Regions from separate parts of the Mus musculus genome. Here region 2 is linked to region 1. A link is a contact called in ENCODE Hi-C or POLR2A ChIA-PET data. All regions are on one chromosome and are shown on one strand. The core of a region is the stretch at or near the end of the contact, and the rest is flanking DNA. Distances in the headings are between cores, read along the strand shown.

Evidence for each region. A loop is a pair of places that touch in the nucleus more often than their neighbours do. ChIA-PET counts read pairs that join two places held with the same protein, here RNA polymerase II (POLR2A).
Region 2: POLR2A ChIA-PET joins it to region 1 with 10 read pairs in embryonic stem cell. The contact joins the promoter of Tpp1 here to the promoter of Dnhd1 in region 1. A Hi-C loop is called at or near these places in 1 of 37 maps with a recorded cell type or tissue (adrenal gland). POLR2A ChIA-PET finds 5 or more read pairs at or near these places in 3 of 5 experiments (Patski and embryonic stem cell).

The regions. Positions count from the first base shown.
Region 1 is chr7:105,649,090-105,654,694 of GRCm38, forward strand. It overlaps Dnhd1 (dynein heavy chain domain 1), which reads left to right and starts at 1,687. Exons shown (of 44, transcript NM_001370803.1): 1 at 1,687-1,852; 2 at 1,983-2,182; 3 at 2,413-3,217. The coding sequence starts at 2,119. It also overlaps a transcript of Timm10b not described here.
Region 2 is chr7:105,749,332-105,755,145 of GRCm38, forward strand. Tpp1 (tripeptidyl peptidase I) reads right to left here and starts at 2,904. Exons shown (of 13, transcript NM_009906.6): 1 at 2,840-2,904; 2 at 2,651-2,722; 3 at 2,259-2,398; 4 at 849-999; 5 at 529-656; 6 at 206-381; 7 at 1-92. The coding sequence starts at 2,856. It overlaps Dchs1 (dachsous cadherin related 1), which reads right to left. Exons shown (of 21, transcript NM_001162943.1): 21 at 3,658-5,814. The coding sequence ends at 4,127.

The DNA of each region.
Region 1 (5,605 bases), core at 437-2,936:
GTGGGTAATGGTTGGTTCATATTGTTGTTCCTCCTATGGGGCTGCAAACCTCTTCAGCTTCTTGGGTCCTTTCTCTAGTTCCTCCATTGGGGACCCTGTGCTTAGTCCAGTGGTTGACTGAGAACATCCACCTCTGTATTTGTCAGGCACTGGTAGAGCCTCTCAGGAGACAGCTATATTAGGTTCCTGTCAGCAAGCACTTGTTGGCATCCACAATAATGTCTGGGTTTGATGACTATATGGGATGGATCCCCTGTTGGGTCATTCTCTGCTCCACAGTTTGTCTCTGTAACTCCAGGAGCTTACATTTTTTATCAGGGTAAATGGATAAGCAAATATGAGATAGCAATCAAAGTATGGGGTAAAATTAGTTTGGGGAAAAGAGGGTCTGGACCTGGGAGAGTGCTGACTTCTGGGAAATTAAAGGATTCACTATAAGGGGATGCATGCCTGAGCAGAAACTTGAAATAAAAATTTGAGAACAATGTGGAGAAAAGTGCTCACTCTTGTATACAATCCTTCCACCAGTGAGATGAACCATCAAGGTTATACCTTCTAATCTTTCCCAAACAGCCCCAGCAAGGGACCAAACATTCAGATATATGAACCTATGGGGTCATTCTCATTCAAACCACCACAACCTTTGCAAAAAAAAGATTAGATGTGAAAGTTTTATTTTTGCCTAGGTCAGGGCAAGTGAAGGAGTGACACAGGCAACTTCCAGGTTGTGCCCTTCATAAAGAGGTGTGATTTCTTCTCTTCTTCATCTCACTAGTTGTAATGGGCCTAGGCAGAGGAGGTGATGAACTAACTCTCTTGGATCCTGAAAGCAAAGACTATTTGCTTAGCCTTAGAGAAAGCAGAACACTCTAACCATGGTCCTGGGAATACTCAAGCTTGAATGTGACTCAAGTGAGAGCAAACACTAAACTTCTAGTTGGACACATACATATAATTCTTTCCTTCAGGAGGTTGAGGCAGGGGAGTCATGACTTCAAGGACAGCTTTCATTTCTAGACTGGAGACTAAACCCAGGGCTTTGAGCATATGAGGCAAGTGTTGGACCACTGAGCTATGCCTCTCACCTGTGAGATCTGTATCTCAGACTTAAAACTTGAAATATATGAAATCAAACACCCTACTCCCCCCTCCCCCAAGTCTACTCTTTTTACTGTCTGGCCTATCAAAATTTCCACTGATTAGAATAAAATCTATAACAGAGGTAGGTTGCTTTCTTCCTTTCTCTCTTTCTTTCTTTCTTTCTTTCTTTCTTTCTTTCTTTCTTTCTTTCTTTCTTTCTTTCTTTCTTTCATAACTAAACCACTCACTACTAGATGTGTAGCTTGTTGAGAGAGATACAAGATGTTTGTCTTACTCGGGTTTCTTGTTGGGACTTGAGGTGGGACAGTTGGATATGCTGTCAAGGGAGGGGAGGGAAAAATCAGTGAGCGAGTGAGTCCCTAGGATTACACTTGCTTCCTACGACCACGCCCCTAATGCTGTTAGTGCCCCCAAATCAATCTTGTCATTCAGTCTCCCGCTCAGCCAGATTCTTTTTGGGCCTTTGGGGTGTCAGGTTAAAAGCAGTATGCTAGTGTGGCCTGGGTCCCGGTCCCGCCCCCAGGCCCCTCCCACATGCCTGTTGAACTCTCCTTCTAGCTCCGATTTGAGGCTCGGGCCTCCAGGATTCTGTAACGGTTCTAACAGCTGGGAGCAGGTGGTGCAGCTGAGTCCTCTGCTCTGGCTCTGGGATCTGCTACCCTTGCCCTCAGTGGCTCAGCTCTTCCAGTGCCTAGGGAGGCCCCTCCCACTGGCGCACCGGGAGCTGTCTTCTGCCACGTCTTTCCGCTAGGTGTCCTAAACTGCTTCCCTACCCAGTAGCCGGCTTTGCACTCTGGACCTTCTCAGTCTGTGGTAAAGGCTTCAGGGGACGGGAGCTTTGCTGCCTTTGAGTGACAACCCTTTTGTGTTTCCTTTTCAAGGTGGTTGCCAGCCTCCACTCTGAAGTTTTCCTCATGTGAACACAGTTTTTCCAAAGATTTTGCAAGCGTGTATCGGTCTCTGTGTTAAGTGACTGGAACTGAGTCTAAGTTCATTCACGACAGGGAGCGCTCCGCAATGAAACCTCATTCACAGACCAGTCCCCCTTCCCTTCCCATGCCTTCTACATCCTGCAGGCCAGGTGAGACGAGGCCTTGGAGGGTGGGAAGGAGCTCCTGGGCAGGGAGGGCTCCCTCTTGGACTTGTGCTAGTCCTTGACAGTGAGTGGCTCAGTAAGGGCCCTCTACTGGTCTTCCTATGCTCTGCAACTCTATATCCACCTTGCTGTCCTAACCCTACTGGCACAGCCCAGAGCCAGAACTTCTACATGTCCCTCCCTCCCTCCCCCCCCCCCCCCGCTGGGTCCCACAGGTCAGACCCAGAAGCCAAAAGCCTGGAATTGGCATTTGGACCCCGAGCTGTGGGCAAGATCTGTTCGACAGCAATTGAATACCTGCCTCCACTTTATTCTGGAAGAGAAGAAAAACCCATGGTTTTATACCCTTCAGTCTGGGCTCGTTGGATGTAGCTGCAGCGGACAAGAACACTCTTGGGACTGTCAAATGAAACAGGAGGATCTCAAGGCAGTGGTTGAATCAGAGCAGCGGACACTGCTGAAGCTGCTGCTGTCTGAGCTTCAGTCTCTGTTCTCAGCTGTGATGCAGGATGGCAGTTGTGAAGCTTGGCGCTATCTGCATGCAGTACTGGGCCTGTTGCCTCCATACCGTGAGATGCTAGCTGGTCAACTCGAGTTGCTGCCCTTCCTGGAGCAGCTGTACTGCTGGGCACCCAAGGTCCAAGCCCGGCTAGAGCTGGACCTGCTAGATGCCATAGACAAGGCCTTTCCCCCAGACAGTTCTTTGTTACATAGTTCTTCCCATGTTGACTGTGGTCTATGGATGAAGAGGTTTCATCGAGGGCCTCCATGCTCAGCATGCCCTTTTGTGAAGGCCCAGTGGGACCGGCAACAAAAAAAGGAATTGGCCACGTGGCTCCGACCATTGACACTGCCTGAGCTACAGCACTGTCTGGGCATTGTTGGTGCTGAGGTGGCCCTAGAAGAGACCCCATGGCTGGACAGCCTTAGTCTTTTGCCCTTGGCACTGGCTACAGACATCCCTGTACAGTATGAAAGCAGTGATACTGAGCAGGCAGAAGGCGAACCTGCTGGGAGAAAGTGAGTGGCATGGTTTGGGGCTTTAAGTAGAAGAGATAAAATGAATTAGTTTAGGTGCCTGCAGGGCTACTGGCTTCTTGAGCCAGCTCCTCATGGCTCTTCAGGATTAGCCCACCTCTAAAGTGAGCTGGACTAGGCTGCACCTTTTTCACTTGCAAAAACAAAGCTAATGTCTCAATGCTAATCTATAGGGAAACACTGAAATCAATAGCAGCCATTAGGAAGCCAAAACTTGACCTTGTAGTTTCCAGTCTTCTCAGACGGTGCCAGAAGCTTCTTTGGGGTTCATATTCTTGGTCATTTATATTTGCCAAAACATACTTTGGGGCATATATTGTGCTGGTCCTAGGAACTCTATATGGGGTCTTTGGTTACTCTAGGGAGTGCTTGCCTGGGTGGTCTTCCTCCACAGGTCTATGTGAACTATTCCAGGTCTAAAGCAAAGCACTGCCTCTATGTCAACTTCATGATCTGACAGTAAGGGTGGCCCCTTGAGTAATGATCTATTCCTTCCAGTCCCCCAATCTGGCTTCCAAAATCCTAGGATTTCAGAATGCCTAGAAGATCCCTTCTAGGAGTTCTTTTAGTATAGGAACTTCTTCCTAGCTCTGGCCTGCTTTTCCCTTTTTATGTCACTTGTCTATGATATATTCACTCTCTAGGCAGAAAAAAGCTAACTTTGCATGTAATCAAACATGACTTACTTGCTCATTTTTTGCTCTTAAATTTACGGTGGGCTCAATTTGTGACTTTTTCGTGACCTCTCAGATCCCTAATGGTGGGCAAGTGGGCAGGCTCCTGGAACTATGAAGGAAGGTGTCAAATGTCAACAATTTGGCTTCAATCTTCTCAGCCAAGCTTCCCTCCTGCCCCTAGCATGGGCCCAAGTCTAACTAACTCTTGGAAGACCTTAACAGAAATGGCTCTGGGCTGATATATCAGGAAGGAATCAAGTACTCATACCTGTATGAACTTGGCAGTCATCCTCTGAGGTCTAGGTAATACAGTTTACTCTTCTCCAGGACTGTCTTCCTAGGTTTTGGTTCATTTAATAACTTAATTGCTACTTGGATGTATCCAGATGCTGGGAATGTAAAAAAATTAGCCAAATAGATTTAGTTCTTTCCTATGAAATCAGTCTTACAGTTTTGTAAGGGAGATATTAGAACAAGTAAGGTATAATTAACAAATTGTAGTAAGTAGTATAAAACAAAAGGCTGTTGGCTATTGCCTGTGTACTCTTAGTGGGATGGGATTGGGAAGGGAAGGGGCTGGAACAGTAGGAGTAGAAAATTTGGATAGACATTAGATTAGTAAAGTGGGTTAGGAGGTGAAAGTGTGTCAGTGGGGCAGCAGTTAGTTGTATTACATGCTAGTGTGCATTTGGAAATGAATGGAAGACAGTGGAAGCACCATTTCATTCTTCATCAATACCTGCTTGAAAGAGAGAAAGACACTAGAATCAGAGTTTGAAGTAATTCTGGCATCTGGATGAGACTCTTGTTAAAGAAGAGGGATATTTTCAGCCTTTAAGACACAGAACCTGAGATGTAGGTACTCTGTGTTAAAGTATCTTTTATTCTCCTGTTGTAATTGTTGTCTGGAAGGCTCACTGCCTCTGTCTGCTAATTACACCTAGTCTTGGGAGCTTCTAAGTCTCCATACAATCTTATCTAGGCCTAAAATGTTTTCAGCCTCCGAGACTTGGTGCTGAATAAACTCACTCTTTCTAGTTCTTAATGAGCTCTGACTGGCTGGTTCAATTCAAGTGTACTAGCTCCAACTCTTCTCCAAGCTGACTGATTCATTCTTTCCTCTCTGGGCTTCTCCTAAATTGCTCTGCTTGGCCTCAAACGAGCGTTGGCAATGTGTTCTAATTGTCCAGCTGCTTCTCATTCTCTGGCTCGTTCTGTCTTCACCTGTGTCGTGATTGTTATCCCTCTGCAACCTGCCTCTGTTCCACTGTCCTGACAAAACTGCCTCCTTCCTCTTCCTCTGCACTCTGAAGCAGCTTCCCTTTCCTCTCTCTTCTCATGAGAATTGGGCATATTTTATTCTGTCAAATCTTTCTCTGATCTGTCACTTTGCTGCTCAATTAGACATCACTCTAAGACATGTGTACTTTACCTTCATTGTTTGGAATTAAAGGTATATGTATACTAAGGGCGTATCTCTGTTCCAGCCAGAATGATTAAAGATATGTGCAAAGGGTTAAGCCACACCACAACTAAGAACAGGTTTTTCTACACAATCTTGGGGTTCATGGTGTCATCAAAGGGTTGAGCCACACCACAACTAGAAACCGTTTGGTTTTTTTTTTCAGTAAATGGCACAATCTTGGGGTTCAGTGTAATCAAATATCCTATAACACATCTGTATTTGTAGACT
Region 2 (5,814 bases), core at 1,654-4,153, 100 kb after region 1:
ACTTTTGCTACTGAGGCCTGGTGTGTAAAACTGCCACCGAATAGGCGCATGAACTCAGTCAGATCCGAGTTATGGAAGTACTGTTCCAGGAACTGTGGAAACATCCAAATCAGGAATTGTGGATCAGAGAGTGAGGCCCAGGGTAGTGAGGCACTAAAGATATCTTGAGGAGGTTGTGATGACCGCAGGGCTTTACATGGCTCACCTGGGCACAGGCCTGGCTATTGTTGGTGGTGCCTGAGCCCACATCTTTGGCTGTCAGGTTGTATCGCTGACGGAGCACAGACGGAGTCACTCCCAAGTGCAGGCTAACAGTTCCTACCTGTTGTGGTTCTGGACGTTGTCTTGGAGATGAAGGGGGGAAACGGTGCAGCCCCCCCACTGTGGAAAGGGGTCAGGCTTAAGGAGGTCTTACAGACACTACCACCCACTTCTCTACTGGAAAGATTCTATGCCTCTTTTGGCATCTAAAATTCTTCAGCCTGTAGACCTCCCTCCCACAACTTCCACCAACTCCATTGGGTTTACCAAAATCCACATGAGGGGCCAAGGCCTGGGGAAGCTGGTAGGGATGTGGGGACCTTATAACATGGGTCTTTGTAGGTCCCCCTACATAGCGATGAAACTCAGCTCCTGGGAGCAGCAGCTCAGCCTGTCTGGAAGTAAGAAAACAGAAACCATGGGAAGGAGTAGAAGAGTTGGCCTGAGCCCCACTTAGCAGCCTGCCATCATTTCCGTATGCATTACCTATACCCACAGGCTCCCAGCACGCTTTAAACTCCCCCAATTGGGGTATTTTGTCTCCTTGTAGGGACAATGGATTCTATGGGGAAATCATTACTTCTCACCGGACACTCAGCCAGCAAGTCAGAAAGTCCTGGGTGGTCACTGAATCGCAGTTCCGGGCTCCAGCTGCTGAGAGCCACTTTTGGACAGTGAGGAGGGTCAGGGGTGATGGTTGAACCAGCTCAGCTACATCCTCCAGGGTTAGGTACTTTCCTGCAGGGATTCAGAAGAGGCTCTCGTCCTCATTTGAGGCTTTCCTGGGTTGTCTGTCTGGACCTCAATCAGAGGACATCAAAACTTCCCGAGGAGGACTGTGTAGGGCTAGGCATAGTGAGAGTCAAAGGGAAGAAAAGGCTCGAGAGACATGAAACGTCATGGCCAGGAAAAATGCACAGCATGTGTTACCATGGTCACAAAAACTCAAGGACGTTAGTAAACTTTCAATATCCCATTTTAAGCTTATCTTCAAAAAGATTTCCCCAAACTTTTGGAGCCAGTTATACAGAACCTTCTAATTTAGCTCAGCTCTTCATCCTTGTTGATTTTAAACAACATAACGGTGAGTCATTCTTTCCTGCATATGAGGAGCTTCTTGGGTGCTCTAAGGATGCCCCCCCCTCCTCTCGCCTCCATTCTACACACACACACACACACACACACCCTTGCCTCACCATACAGGACTTTAAGCAGGGGAAGGATTCACTCCAGCCTGAGCACCATAGAGAATACTCTAGAATAGAGAAGGGACTGTTCTGGGGAGTGGGGTGAAGGAGAGGAAGCTTCAAACCAGTCCGGGTACTGGGCAGTAATCCAGAAAGAGAATAAACAACTGAGTTGGTAGCAAGAGGAATGGCCAGAGTGGATTAATCCAAAGACAATTTAGGACTTGAACTAGCAACAGAGGAGGGTGTGGCAGTGGCTATGAGAGTGGGGTAAGGTCCATGACTTGATCATGCACACACACTAAGTGCTAGTCCTCCATTTGAGAGCTGGTAGGGTAAGTGAACATTTCAATCTAGATCTGATTATGAATCATGTGTTCTTAAACACAGCTAGCTACCCCACACCCACCATCTTCCTGGCACTTGAACCTAGGGTTTTTCATATGCTCCGTAAGCACCCACCCTATCAATGAGCTAGCTAGGCCTCTAAAAAAAATTGGTTTTAATGTTGACAATATTGCTACACTGCCCAGGCATGCCTTGGATTCAAAATCGTCCTGTTTTAGTCCAAGTAGCTAGGATTATTACCTCATGCTACTAGGCTTAGATTTGTTCTTAGTTTTAAGACTGAAGAACTCAGGTGGAAATTTTGGTGTGTGTGTGTGTGTGTGTGTGTGTGTGTGTGTGTGTGTATGAATATGGCAGTTATTGTCATTTGTCTGTCATACCAGAAACATGGCCCTACATGATCTGCACCAGCCAGTGCCTGCCTGGTCCTGCCTCCCACTTCCTGCCCCAACTGATAGGCACCATATTGAGGAGAGCTAGGATCCGACACAGCCTGCACCAGCTCCGAGAGTCTTTCCAGGTTCCGCTGTTTCAGCGCAAAAGTGAGACTCAGCTCTTCCTCGGGATCCACGCGGCCCAGGGACACCCAGCCTGGAGGCAGCCTACAGGGTCAGGGACATGATTTGATTAGGCCATAACGAGAAATCCAGATCATGGAAAGTTTGGGATTAAGAACTGAGACTTTGGGTCGAATCCTAGATGCAGATAAGGATCATAGGAGATAAATGACCAGAGATTAAGCCGAGGGGGTGTCGAATAAGGCTACAGAGTGGGTACTAGGAGCAGTTGAGGATGAGGAAAGCTAGGACCAAGCGTCTGCAGAGACAGGCACCTGTAGTACTAAATCAACTCACATCCACCGCTGGTCCGGCTCAGGGTTGTAAGTGCATTTGCCGGCGATGACGAGAGCAAGGAGCCCTAGGAGGCTGCAGGGACAGCAGGTGGGTTTCATCAGGAGCCGAACCCTCATTGTACTCCTTCTACAACATGTAATCCCTCTAATGTAATCCCCCTTAGCTACCCTCCCCACCTCAGTTTCTCACCGGGCTTGGAGTCCCATTTTGGCTTTCAGGCTGATCTGTAGTCATGTGATAAGTCACATGAGCATGGTCTGGCACCTCCCCCATCTCCCTGCCTAGTAACTAGTGACGTTGCTGACTCCTCCCTCCCAAATGAGCTGTTCTGAATGCTGGGGCTGCTATTAGAATTCTATGCTGTGTTGAGCATCTAAGCCCAGGGCTCCTCTTCACCTGCTGCCCAAGTCTGTCTGTCTCTAAAGGAATCATAAAGGAGTGGGCTCTGAAGCCCCATAGGTATGGGCTGCTCCTGGCCGTACAATATTAGAAAAACAAGCTCTCAGAGCCTAGGTTTCTTCACTTAAAATTCAGTGACTGTTACGTAAAAGAAATGTGCCTCATACTTGGGAGTAAAAGTGGACATTGCAATAAAGCAAGCCTATGGAGCCAAGACTGACCTGGCAGACTCAACTAATGTGAGCTCTTATGAATGTGGACATTTCATGTTTCCAAGGTGTGTGTGTGTGGGGGGGGGGGGTTGGGGATTTCTTCACTTACCTACTCTTAATAATCACCATATCTTATTCCAGACCCTCAGGCTTAGGACCCTAGACTGCTTCCTACTCTGTCAGTCTCTGCAGGAAACCACTGCAGTTCAAGTCCTGACCATGTTAGAGGGGAAAGCAGCAGAGATCCCAAGGCTAGGCTTCTGAGCTCTCAGTGCCAACCCTACTCCTACATGTCCTGTTGTCCGCCCTCCCTCTGGGCCTCCTTGGCTACTGTGCCAGGTATCCACAGTGCTACGCCAGTGACTTCTGGTTACCCTGACAGAACAGAGCCAGAGGCTGGATACAAACTGCAGTTTATTAAGGCTCCAGAGTGAGAATTGGCACTTGTTCTGGGCAGGGGCAGGGATGTCAGAAGAACCCAAAAGAGCTGGGCCCAGATTGGAGGGACCTCCCCATCCCCCTAACCCCCAATAAATAAAGTCTCAGCTCCATCGCAGGGCGCTGGTGCAGGGCAGGAAGTCTTGGCTGAAGAGAACCCAAGGCTGTTGCCTCATTCTTATTTCTCTCCACACTGGATCTGGCCACAGGTCATGACCAACAGGCCCTCTGTGGTCCTAGTGCTGAAGGAACTGCAGAGAAATGTGGGACCTGTCCCAGCTATAAGAGTTTAAGGTGGAGAGCAGGGGACTGGTGGTGGCCTCCCCATAGTCAGTCATGGTCCGAGGCTGCCCAGGGCAGGCTGAGAATGGGGCCTGCTTTGGGGACACTGGACGTGTCCCAGGTCGGGGCCCAGTTAGGGCCACAGCTAGATGCGCAGCTCTGTGTCATCCGGAGGCTCCAGGCCAGACTCTGTACTGAGTGCTGAAGCTGAGGGGCCCTGGGCTACCCCGAATGGTGAGACAACGGGAGAGCGAGCAGCCAAAGGAGACAGTGAGGGTGAGAAGCTGGGGGACATGGCAGCTGAGGAGAGGGAGCCTTCATGGCTGATAGGGGAGCGGTGAGAGGCTGGTGGGAAGATGGCCCGGGCTACAGCTGTGCTTGCAGGCTTTGGGGGAACAGACTTGGCTCCTGGGTGTGCCACAGCAGTGATGAGGGGTGGTGGGTCAATACGGGGAGCTGGAGGACACGGACGAGCTTCATCCTTGAGCCGAGCAATCTCTGTGAAGACACTGGCCAGAGGCTGGAACTGAGGGCACCAGCTCAACAGGTAGTCCCAGTTATAGCTGCCACGGAGCTCTTCCTCACCAGCCACAATGGCCGTCAGTGCTCCAGCTACACACGGCTTCCCGTCTGCTGGGAAGCCATAGTCCCCAGCGGGTGCAGGGCTCAGGCCACAGCCCCCCAGGAAGGCTGTAGCAGTGGCTGGAGGCCCCTCCTCTCGGTACAGAGTGGCTCCTGCGCCTGGCAGCAGCAACCCTGCCTTTCTGCCCTTGTACCAGGTGTCAGGGGCAGGAGGCTCACAAGACGTGTCACTCAATCCATCCGCATCCTGCTGGATGCCAGAGTCAGGGCCTCGAGCAGCCAGGGAGGAGGCTACACTGGCCACTCGGGGAAACTCGTTGATCATGCGGATCTCGTCATCCTCTGCAGCCTCTGCTGAGCCTCTGCCACTTGAATGTGAAGGGTCCAGGGAGCCGCCACGAGGGTAGGGACCTCCAGCTCCTGGGCCACCGTAGCTGGGAAGAGTCTGATGATACAGATGTTCAGAGGGTGGTGGACTGGGGGGTTCCCGACCCAGTTTCTGTAAAGAGCTACTGGCTATCGGCGCTGTCTGTGACATCGGGCCAGGGGCTGCCTCAGCCTTGCGGCTTCGCGCCCGAACAAGGCCCAGGACCAGAGCTGCCAGGGCAAGCACCACCACAACTCCCAAGGAGGCTGCCACAGCCCCAACCAATAGCAAGTTGAGGTCAGGTGCCAGGCCTAGAGCAGTGTGGGTAATATCCACAGTCACAGGTACTGTGGCACTCCGGGATCCAGGCAGAGGCCCTCTTGCTACTACCTCCAGCCTTAACTCCCGAGGTGCTTCACGTCGGGTCCGGCCCCCACCCCCAGAGGTGGTTGTTCCACTTCCTGGTGCGCGACTGTCCACTCGCAAGTACAAAGCACCTGTTGTCTGGTTGATACCAAAATAGGGGGAAGAGGTAGCCAGCGAGTAGAGCACCAGACCATCGGCACCTCCATCCTCATCTGTGGCCTGCACGTGACCCAGGCTGTGGCCTCGCTGGGCACCTTCTGGCACTTGGAAATGGAAAGATGGAGCCAAGAATACAGGGTCATATTCATCTTCTCCAGTAATCAGTACTGACACAGTGACAGAGGCTGAGAGATTCCCAGCATCGGCAGCACCCACTAGTAGACGGAAGCTTCCTGTGTGCTCATAGTCAAAAGGCACCCGTGCCCGCAATTCCCCTGTTGAGCTGTTCAGGGAAAATGCCTCACGACCCTCAGGCCCTGGCACTGCCTCCAACAGGCTATATCGGAGTCTACCAAAAG